Regions from separate parts of the Homo sapiens genome. Here region 1 is linked to region 2. A link is a contact called in ENCODE Hi-C or POLR2A ChIA-PET data. All regions are on one chromosome and are shown on one strand. The core of a region is the stretch at or near the end of the contact, and the rest is flanking DNA. Distances in the headings are between cores, read along the strand shown.

What was found. A loop is a pair of places that touch in the nucleus more often than their neighbours do. ChIA-PET counts read pairs that join two places held with the same protein, here RNA polymerase II (POLR2A). Pooled maps may share reads with other maps.
Region 1: a map with no recorded cell type shows a loop between it and region 2 (10-fold over the local background). The contact joins two enhancer-like sites. A Hi-C loop is called at or near these places in 3 of 168 maps with a recorded cell type or tissue (Caco-2, HepG2 and naive thymus-derived CD4-positive, alpha-beta T cell), 14 of 37 single-sample maps with no recorded cell type and 16 of 50 pooled maps. POLR2A ChIA-PET finds 5 or more read pairs at or near these places in 1 of 52 experiments (activated CD4-positive, alpha-beta T cell).

The regions. Positions count from the first base shown.
Region 1 is chr2:168,632,517-168,637,962 of GRCh38, reverse strand. All of the region lies in intron 4 of CERS6 (ceramide synthase 6), which reads right to left. Among named protein-coding and RNA genes, the nearest start is that of MIR4774, 52 kb to the right of the region's middle. RefSeq lists an enhancer at 2,418-2,547. Within about 2 kb of position 2,467, at least 13 of the 41 ENCODE cell types and tissues checked have a DNase peak (open chromatin) inside an H3K27ac peak, as active enhancers do.
Region 2 is chr2:168,342,767-168,348,927 of GRCh38, reverse strand. LOC105373734 (a long non-coding RNA gene) reads left to right here. Exons shown (of 6, transcript XR_923559.3): 4 at 446-610; 5 at 4,571-6,161. Among named protein-coding and RNA genes, the nearest start is that of STK39, 98 kb to the right of the region's middle. Within about 2 kb of position 1,689, at least 2 of the 41 ENCODE cell types and tissues checked have a DNase peak (open chromatin) inside an H3K27ac peak, as active enhancers do.

The sequences.
Region 1 (5,446 bases), core at 1,218-3,717, 290 kb before region 2:
TAGGTATACCTAATCCTATGTATAGTCTTTTCCATTCCAATTCCTACATTTCAGAGTTAATTTTATTTAATAGAAAATAAAGTATTAAAGATATATTGAAAAAAACCTCCAAATTTCTACCTGTAAAAGGAGTCTTCATTTTTACCTACTGCTGTGATTTATCCATTACATTACTACCACAGTAAAACACATACATGAGATTGTTACTTTCATGTAACATTCTACTAAATATTTTAAGAATAGTTATAGTTTTTCTCAAAAAGATTGCATGTCATTTTGTCACTTTGATAATTTAATTAAAATATTCTTCTAATATGAGACATTAAGTTCTGCTTTGGATTTGCTATGTTATGTATGTGTATATATTCATATACATTTAGTGAATATCCATCACCTCCACATTATCACAAGTTGTAATAAGCAACTTCACACATTCACACATCCATATTTAGTGTTCCTGTGTAATTTTTTCTTTTTTTTTAGACGGCGTCTCACTCTATTGCCCCAGGCTGGAGTGCAGTGGCAGGATCTCAGCTCAGTGCAACCTCCGCCTACTGGGCTCAAGCAATTCTCCTGCCTCAGCCTCCTGAGTAGCTGGGACTATAGGCGTGTGCCACCAAACCTGGCTACTTTTTTTTTCTGTATTTTCAGTAGATACAGGGTTTCACCATGTTGGCCAGGCTGGTCTTGAACTCCTGACCTCGTGATCCACGCGCTTCAGCCTCCCAAAGTGCTGGGATTACAGGCGTGAGCCACCGTGCCTGGCAATTTTTTATTAAAGATAAGTTCATAGGAGTTGGAGTGCCAGGTCAAAATATAAGAAGATATTTAAGATTATTCTGCATTACTGTGCCACCTTCCAAGGAGGTGGGACCAGCTCACCATACATATGAGCAATTTCAAATTCTTTACTGAATTATGGGATATGAGCTGAAAGCCATTAGTTAGGATAGTCTACATTACTGATTTTAGAGACGAAGCAATTAAATCCAAGAGAGATTAAGAGGCTTGCGTAAAGGTCACAAAGCTGATTAATGGCAGAATTCAATAACCCAGGCGTTCTGACGGCCTCTACAGGGCCTCACAGTCACATTATCCTTGGTTTCTCACTGGCCTTGGAATGCCCTCTCAGATAGAATGCCAGCCACAAGCCAACACAGAAGGAAAATGAGGTAGGGTAAATGAAAGGGACGAGGAGAATCAGAACATATGCAAGAGGGTAGATGTAGGTAGAAGAGGGAAAGGAAGATGCAATAAGCAGCAGCACTGAAGAATTTCCTTTCGTTATTCAAGATCTTTTTGTTGCAGATGTTTACCTATTTGTAAGCATCGAAGCACAGCCAGGACAACGGGTCTTACGGAGTAGGAGGCAGCAACAGAACAGTATTTTTTATGTGAAGGGATGACAATGGACTTACACAAATAATTCCCAGCAGAGACCACCTCTCTTTTCCCATCTTACAGATGAGAAAAATGAGCTTTCAGAGAGCAAAGGTTCCATTAAGTATAATGAGCAGGGTCAAGACTGAAATCTCAATCTTGACTTCCAACTTATCATTCTATACTGATGTGACTTTTAGTTTTCATTAGTAAGGTAAATTTACTAATAAAAAGTTACTTAAACTGCTAGCTTTTTAAAACTTATCTAAGTTGTTGTTGTTGTTATTGTTTTTAACCTAGACAGTCCAAAGACAGCAAAACAGGCTTCCAGTTTTGCTTCGGGCAAGTCAATTCATCTTTCTGAAATTGGTTTTTGTTTTCTGAAATGGGAAATTTGGGATAGGTGATCTTTAGGGTCCCTTCCCAATGTTAGTATTATATATCATGTGCACTTCTTATAGAAGTATTTCATGGGGGTCATTTTCATTAAAACCAAATTTAAAGCCTCCTTAAACAGCAACATAGTCCAAGCAATTTTAAGATTTTTAAAATGACACAGAGAACAAAATCTTAAATGGACTCATATTCTAATGGCTAGACAAATTCTATTTTCAGTCTCAAAATAGGCAAAAAAAATTACAATCTTGTTCCCATTTCAGAAAGATTCCGAACTAAGCAATAAACAAAAGAGAACATCTCAAAGTATGAAACCAGGGAACACTTCGTGGCTTTGTGTGTTGAATTTGAGAACACCGCATGAAGAATGAAAGGCTGCACCTTAGTTAAGGTTGGATTCAGAAAGTCTAAGGGAGTGGGCAAAGGACTCAGTCTGACGGGGCACTCTCAACCACAAGTTTTCACCCAGCAGTTAGTCATGAAGTCAATGTAATGGGGCAACCTTCATGTTTTAAAAATGTAATAAAATAGGTTATAATAAGATTTATCAGAGTACATTTCAGAATGCAGCAATATGAGACAATTGGGCTAGTTATTGAGATACTGCTGCCGGTCTCAGAGCAGAGACTGTGCAAGCCGCACTTCTGCTGGCTTTAAGGAGCTGGTGCCTTGCCAAGTTTAGCTTCTTAGAAGCACTTGAGGAAGGCTGGAAGGCTGCAAGAGGAAGATGGGACTTGCTCCTTTCTGTTTTGCTTCTAGTTCTTGTCATCACGTTCATCCCCTGCCTCCACACCCACCCAGCAGTGCATCTTCACTCCAGCAGTAGCAGTTCATTCCAGCAGCAGCAGCTGGTTCCAATTTGTAGTTTTTCCACATTCCCAGAGCCAAGCCCCTCATGCTCCCTCAGGGACACCAGCTGGTCAGTGTCCCCTTGTCAGAAGTCTTCTCTGGCTCCATGGCTCTTCCTTTGAGCCTCTATGTTCTGTAATCCCCTTGTCCTCACAGTGGCAGTGCCTTCCTGCTATTACTACCTCCACTATACCTCAGTGGGGTGCTAATGGGTGAGGCCCAGTCCTTGAAATGTCTGTTACAAGTCCACAACAACATAAGGAGCTTACACTCGAGGTAAATTAACTGGATCACTAAGCACACTGTTTTCAGCTAACTTTTCTTCATAGATAGACTTTTTCAAAAATCAGGAGGAGCTGCTTTACATTCAGGTGCAAGCTTCTTATCTCATTGCAGACTGGTAGTAAACAGTAGATCAATTTACTTTGAGCAACACAGGCTTGATGGTTCCCTCTGGTTAATGATTCTTTATATTACAGTCACTCCTAAAATTAACTTCTGGGGTTTCTATCTCCTATGGACCCCTGACTGATATTGAAATTAGACATAGGTATATCTTGAGTAACTTTTCTTTTACATACATGCGTGTGTGCGAAATGAATTGTGATACAAAATGTACCACATGTGTCGGGTGTGGTGGCTCACACCTATAATCCCAGCACTTTGGGAGGCCGAGGCAGGCAGATCACCTGAGGTCAGGAGTTCGAGACCAGCCTGGCCAACATGGTGAAATCCCATCTGTACTAAAAATATAAAAATTAGCCTGTCATGGTGGCACAGGCATATAATCCCAGCTACTTGGGAGGCTGAGGCACAAGAATCGTTTGAACCCAGGAGGGGTAGGTTGCAGTGGGCCAAGATTGCACCACTACACTCCAGCCTGGGCGGCAGAGCGAGACTCCATCTCAAAAAACAAACAAACAAACAAACAAAAACCCCACATGATCAGACATGTAGTTTATAAGAAAAAATAGAACCTAGGAAAATGTGTTAATTTGTATGTGTACACTGTCTGCTAGGACTTCAGAGCACCTTAAGTATTTCTAGGTCTTCTTTAACAAAAGTATTTGACTCTGCTAATTATAAGTATGAGCAGACTCTCTTATATACAGCAATTATAGAATAAGATTATATTGTCAGGCTTACTTTCAACTGCTTAAATATTTCCTACCAACACAGCAGTAACTTTACTGAATAGTTCACTAACATGTCTGTAAGGTTGTTCTGTAGTGTCTACTTCCCTATTTTTTAGGGTAGAATAGGTGCTTATTAAACCACCATAGAAAATGAGACACAACAGGCTCATTTGACCTAAAGACAGAAGAAAACCGATCAGTGCAAGCTGTCAGGGATTCTTCTAACAGCACATGTAATAATCCATATTTTTGATTCTAGAAGTAAGAGGCAGCTGTAGCCTCTAACCTCTTAAAATGGATCCACTACACTGGTATTATGAGAATTTTCCTACTGTACTTTTTGGAAGAATCTGAACACAAAGACAAATTTATGCTGTATTGATAGAACTATGTGCTTCTTATTTTCTGAAATTTAAGGTATTCTACAGATTTGAATTACCTTGTTTTGATTATTTCTGATGCAGCATCTTTAATTTTTTTTGTCTCAGTTTAGATTGGGCAAACATATTGTCCATTCCAAGAAAGTTAATAAAAATATTTTTAAAATATACATTAAAAGAAGTATTTAAAGTTCTACAAATAAGCAATAATGATTCAGCTAGGTCAAGCCTGCTACCCAAAGAAGGAAGTCACTCAGAAATCATGCTGAGGTTAGGGCAGTTAGGGTAGGCTTGCCAACTGGAGAGAGCTCTGGAATAAGAAAGAGGAGCATGTGTTTCTTGTCAGGTTCAGCCTTTAATAAACTGTGTGACCTTCTGAATGCCACCTACCCTCTTCTGGATTTCTGCCTCCTGAGCTGTGAAATGAGAGGGTTGGACAAGATGGCTTATGAAGTCCTCCAAAGCTATTTCAGTCAGATGAATTCTATGTATGCATTTCTACTTCGCATTATGAGTAAGACTAAACTACACAGCTCATCAAAAATTGAGTGCTGCTTGGATGGAATTAAAGAAAGAAATTCCCACACAAATTAATTCAACAAGAAGAACAGTGTCTAGTTCTTCTTTCCTTTCCTTTTTTTTTTTATTAAAAAAAAAAAGCATTTGTTATAACCAGAGGCAGTTGAAAGGAAATTGGCATAAAACTGGTCTAGTTTAAGAAAAAATAATTTCCAAGGAAACACTCTACTGACAGTTCCTCTTACTGCCTCGTGCAGACTCACTGAGGACTGGTGGATAAAAATTATTCTCATTCCATTCCATTTGTTTAGGGACAGAGTGAACCAGAGCTAAGCGTCAAAGTGTTTCCTGTTCTGATGACAGATAACCGCATTGCCGTATGAGAGCTAGAGAGGCTATATCCAGCAGGCCTAAAGGAAAAGAGCAAAAACGTGCTCATCCTCTCTTTCCTTTCTCACCAACAAAGCCCCTCACCAACAGAACCAGGCACGAATTCCAAACCTTGACCTTAGTTAACAACCCGACCTTCCCATGAAGCACACCTCCTCCACATCAGCTGAAATTCCATCCAAAGCTGTTTCCTCTTCCAAGGTAGTAAAGTTATAAGCACAAAAGCGCTATAGTCATTCTATTTTTTCTAGATAAGTAAATCTGAAAACTAGAACAGAATTCCAAAATAAGCCGTTTAAACCATGTTTATTTACTCCAGTTGAGAATTTCTTCATACACAGAAACCCCACAGAGTAAAACTCATCCTTCTAAATCGATTCAAATGGCCTCTGGGCC
Region 2 (6,161 bases), core at 440-2,939:
ACAACTCTGGTGCTCTTAGCTTATTCTTGCCCCACAAGCACAAAGAAACAGATTTAAGGGTGTGGGATAGTTCCCTGAGCCCAGCCTTCCTTACAGGAGGTCCTTAATCCCTTAGGTGGGAACATTTTTTCAGAAAAAGACTCTCCTGAACATTTGCTGACTTTCCCTATGGCCTATTAAGTCTTAAATACATATACTGTGGGGCAGGTCAAACATTCCCTTAAATTCTTTCAGCTTCAGAATTATTTAATGTGACAGTCGCCATGATGGCATAATAGAGCCACCCAATACCCACGCTGACTGGACCTCACCATTCCGCAGCTCTCTTTAGCAGCTTCCTTTAATAGCTTAAATCTACCCCTCAGGAACTCCCAACTTCCCTTTAAATGTGATTAAATTTTGTATTTAATTGTTTAATTATTTTTAAACTAATTTCTGCCTCTAGGTGTATGGTCAACTAAACAATCCAAAAACCATGTAGCTCCACAATAATCAGAAATTCTGGATCCAGTAAAACAAGTCTCCTTTAAGACATGGCTGAATGCTGGAAGAAAGTAAAGAAAGTTCCTGGAGTCAAAGATGAAGTGAGAAGGAAAAATCAGAGCAGTGAGTACGTGCATGTATGCTAGAGCCACTCAGGGTGGGAGTTGCCTGGCTTGGCCACCTAGAGGCTTGGATTAGAATGCTCAGGCCAGGGCAGAATGTGAGGCCTGGAGATACAGAATGCTGGGTGTTGGAACTGCAACCCCTGCAGAAATCCTGGTCTTCAGAAGGGCTATACTCAGAGTGAGGGAATGAATCAGGAAATGCACCCATCGGCTCAGGGAGACAATAAAGGTGATTTTCTATCTCAGTGGTCTGGGCTCTAGGGGAAAAGTTTCCCTTGAGAGTTTGTAATCATGGGTCTGTCATTCCATTGGTTCTGAAAACCTCTAAACTGAGAAATAAACATAAACTGAGGTGGGGGCAGTAATTCCCCTTGGGCAACTAACAGAAACAAGGGCAAAACCTTCCTGATCTAGAGGATTAGGGTTGTCCAGGCCCCTCGGGATTCCCTCCAGCCGTTCCTGCATTTCAAGATGCATGCTCTTAAGCTCTTATTCTCATACTTTTCAGTTCCAATGACCACAACTCTTTCAACAAATTTTTATAGGAGTTTCCAGAAACTTCATCCCGCTCATTTTTTTCTGTGTTCTAACATGTCATGTTTCATTTAAAATGTATCCTTTTCCTCCAGTTCAGACCTAAAGGTAATACACCAGAAATTGTCTAATGTGTGGTATAAAATAGGACCATGATAAAAAAAAACCAAAGTAATAAAAAATTATATTACTGTAATAATTTATTAACGTCATATCACTATAATAAAACTTTTATTATAATAACAACTACAGTTGATATGTCTTATGTGCCAAATACTATGTACTAGACATGCACACTCCTTTTTAATCCTGAGGAAATCCTGGGATAGGTTCTAACACTACCCTCCTTCTACACATGAGGAGAAAGAGGCTTAGTAACTTACCCAGGGTAAAGGAGCTGGGAAGTGGTCACAGAGCTGGCAATGTGTTATCACCAAAGCCAGGATTGAAACCCAGCCCTATCTACCTTCAATGCCCTTGCTTTAAGCCACGAATCCTCCATCTCTCTTAATACTAGTCCTGGTAGGGCTAGTTCCCTTGTTAGTGACTATCACGCGCTTGAAAGTGTTTGAAGCGACCTAATATTCCTAGGATCCTTACTTCTATAAACATTTAAATCACAGTTATTTTTCCCAAAGATAGATTGTCATGGGAGAGGGGAACAAAGACTAATGAGGAAGGCACAGGCAGGAAGCGGGCAGAGGACCAGAAACAAAAGCAAAGATAGGAGTGGGTGGGGACACGGGAAATTTCTTTTGCTTACTTCACAAGCTTACAGCCGACCTGGCCTGGCAGGTGACAAGGTGCCTCTGGATGACACAGCCAGGGATTCTTCTAGGCCAGTTGCTTTTGATTTCTTACATTTTTTTGAAGGTAATACTAGATTTCTGAAACGGCTCTCACCGACGCGCCTTTGTTTCTCCTGGAGCCACGGCTCCTCAGCAGAGGACATTTGTGTTTGGGAAGCCTGCCCCCTCCTGGATTAGTGAAATCTTACAGGCCAGGTTTCCAAGCTCTCCAAAATTAGATCTAGTGTGTGAAAATGTTTAAACTGTCGTTCAGAGATTTGAGGAAAACAAATAATTTCTTTCATATGATTTCCCTGAGATTTTTGGATTCTTCTCATATAAATCTTTAGGTGTATTTTATGGATTTTGAAATAATACCCACCTAAAAATCCTGAAAAAATGTTTTAAGGACCCAAAGAGATAATAATAACAGCAATAATGGTAAACATTATATTCAGTGATTTCTATGTGCCAGCACTGTGCAAAGTACCCTGTGAATAATGCCAGTTGCAGCACTCACCACCACCCCAAGAGACAGGTTCTCTGCATTATTACCCCCCACCTTACAGAAAGCCTCAAAGCAGCAGTCCCCAACTTTTTTTGGCACGAGGGACCATCTTTGTGGAAGACAATTTTTCCACAGACCAGGCAGGGGGTCGGGGTGGGAGTGGTTTCAGGATGAAACTGTTCCACCTCAGATCATCAGGCATTAGATTCTCATAAGGAGTGTGCAACCTAGATCCCTCGCATGCACAGTTCACAATAGGGTTCACGCTCCTATGAGAATCTAATGTCACTTGCTGATCTGACAGGAGGCAGAGCTCAGAGGCAGTAATGCTCATTCTCACCAGCCGCTCACCTACTGCTGTACAATCCCATTCCTAACAGGCCACAGACTGGTACAGGTCCGCAACCATGGGGACCCCTGCAAACTGGAGATCTTCTCTACCACCACCCTCACACACCCAACCACCCGTAGGTTGGGAGCCCCTGAAATTCTTGAACTGTCATGCCATCCTATTGACCACACTTGATTGAATCAGAAATAATCAACCAAGCTGAGTTACTTGGACACTTTCTCCTGGGAATTTGGAAGCAGAATGAAAATAGCCATCAGTCTAGGCTTGTCACTTGAATGGAGGTCATCAAACATCAGGAGCCCACTGTGGAAGAGCATGTGCTGCCACGTGCATGGAGAGGCAGAAAAAGATAACCAGAAGAAAGAGAAAAGAACAAAGGGGAAGCACAGAAAAAAGACAACTTCCCTTTTCTTAGTCCCAGTCCCCCGTGAGGCTCCCCTGCTGGTTACACTGATTTGGCTACTTGAAATAGGTTTGTTTTTGTCTATCAAAAAAAAAAAAGTGTATATAACTAAGTCGTGTGAGCAGTAATATGTAAAAGTGAACCAAATCTACTGTTATAATGGAATAAAATCTGAAGTTAATATGGCACATTGAATGATGTGCATAATTTTATTGTACTCCATGGCAATTAGGCTCTAATAGGGAGCAATTAATGAAAATGACTATAATTATTATCATGTCAACAACGCCAAGCCAAGCAATTCCAAAGTCAGCTGTAGGGAGGAGGAATTAGAGACAGCAGGAAGTTGTTCTGGGGTTCCTCAGAAGAACCTGGGATTTAAAAACCAGGAGACTAAGTCCCCCACCTTGCCGCTCACTTCTCTAGCAACCATCACCCAGGAGGACTCCGGAGGTCCCAGCTAAGAAGCTGTGAGCCTCTAGCTACTCCTCACCACTCTCCTTGCACTACCTCTTCCCTTGCTGCTTCTCCAAAGAGGAGTCCTGAGGATGGTGGGTTGTTGGGGAAGGGCTGCATCTGCTTGAGAGGCTGTCTGTTCCTCAACACTGGATTGGTGAAAGCTGGAGCACAGAGAATTGGAAGCTGTTTTAGAAGAAGTTGCCAGCCTACTTTCCGTGGTGCACACCTCCTTCAGTCTATGTCTACCCTTGGCACAAAGCATCATCAACATGGTCCAGAATAGCTCAGCTGGGATCTGTGTTGAGGATGGCGATGAAATCCTCATGGCAATAAAATGCATGCAATGGCCTGGCTTTGCTCTCTGTTCCATGGGCAGCTGCGGCTAGGAGTGTGACACATGGTTGAGGTAGGACTGGATTGGGTTGTTGAGACTGCTGCATCCCAACCAAATACCATCATCTCAGTCTCTTTTCCACTGACGTACAACTAACAAAGACCCTTCAGAACAGTCAACGAAAGCCAGATCCTAGACATCTGAGTAGTTTGACTTAAAGTAGCCAGCACTTAGAAAAATCCAGTGACTGGAAGTATTCTGTTTTCCTCCTTCCACTAAACCAGTACCTCAGTCTGAACTTCCACCAATTTGTGCATTTGTGTTAGTAAGCAAATAAGTATCAGCTATTTTACATGTATTACTTCCTTGAAAATGGTTGTTTTTTTTTTTGGTTTGGGGGTTAATTAATCTAATTAATTAATTAACTGTGATCCTGGCATAAGAGTAATGGGAATGGTATGGAAAGAACCAAGAAAGGTTTTTCTGGAGTTATTCAGTACACATTAAGTACCATGTGTTAGTCATTGTGTTAGGCCCTGGAGGAAAAAAATCACAAAACAGAGCTCTACTTTTTTTATTTTCAGATGCAGTCTCACCCTGTTGCCCAGGCTGGAATGCAGTGGCACCATCCTGGCTCACCACAACCTCCACCTACTGGGTTCAAGCGATTCTCCTGCCCCAGCCTTCCAAGTAGCTGGGACTACAGGTGTTTCTGTATTTTTAGTAAAGATGGGGTTTCGCCATGTTGGCCAGGGTGGTCTCGAACTCCTGACCTCAGGTAATCCACCTGCCTTGGCCTCCCAAACTGCTGGGATTACAGGTGTGAGCCACCACACCTGGCCAGAACTCTACTCTTCAGGAACTTAGTGCATCAGGTACTCAACAGTAAGTAGCGTGATGACTTAGGGGCAGGAAAAAAGGAGGCTGTTTCTATCTTGGAACATTTTAATAACCTCCGAACATTTTATACGGATAAAGCTGGGTTAAAACAGATATTAAGAGGTGCCTAGGAGAGAAAGGATTGGGGTGGGAACTGGAAGAAAATTGTAGGAAAGGGGAGGGTTGTTATCTTGGAGCTGGAGATGGCTTCGTCCTAGTGCATCTGAGGGCTGTTTTTAAATAGTGTCTGTCTGAATCATTCCTCCGCCCTCCACCCTTCACTTTCCACCCTCCACCCAACCCTCTTCCTGAGTCACCCTGGCTGCCATTTCTCATTCTGAAAGGAGAAAGAGGAAAGGATATAATTTGTATCAAATCCCTACAAGCTGCTAGGATACATTGGTGCATTTCCTTTGGAACATTTCATCTACACATACCACAGTGCAATGGATGCGAGTTCTTCTGTGTAAAGATGGGGAAACTGAGGTGCAAAGGGGTAGGTAGCATGACTCTCCCCTTATTACACAGCTGGTAAGAGAAAGTGCCATAATGCAAACTCACATTCTAAATTATAACTTTATCATTAATAACGACTAGAACATGCATGCTGCTTTTTTTTTAAAGTTAAAAAAAAAAGCAGGTAAGTGTGAAACACAAAAATCTTTCCTTCTCTACATTCCAAAGTGTTTGGGGACACATCCCTATACAGTTTTTCTTGCATCCACAAATGTGTACTTACATATGTGACATGTAACTGTATATGTGAACATGAAAATTTTGACATAAAAGGGCATTCTAACCATATTGCTCTACAAATCACTTCTGTCACCTAATGCTACATCATGGATATCCTTCCATAATGTCCACATCTTTACATGTACTTCATTTTTCTAAGATCTATATGAAATTTAATAAATATATATTAGGTAAGCATTTTCTTATTGATGAGGATGTCTCTATTTTAAGATTTAATATTAGTGCAGTATTTAATACTAGTTAAAGTATTCTCTGTATCTGAGTTTTAAAATTTACTCAAATGTAATGCACAGGAATTCTGAAATGGAAATTTAAGTATCCCTTTCTCTCACCCTCCATTCCAACTTCCATTCCCCAGAGTTGCGATGTTGCTATTGTTGCTTTCGTGTTTTTCTTCTAGTACTTAACATTTCAACTTTAAATACATATAGTTCTTGATTTATCTGTTTTAGAAAGTATCTGTTGTCTTGCCTCGATGACAGCTGAGTTTACCATACTTTTTTTTTTTTTTTTTTTGAGAGGGAGTCTCACTCCATTGCC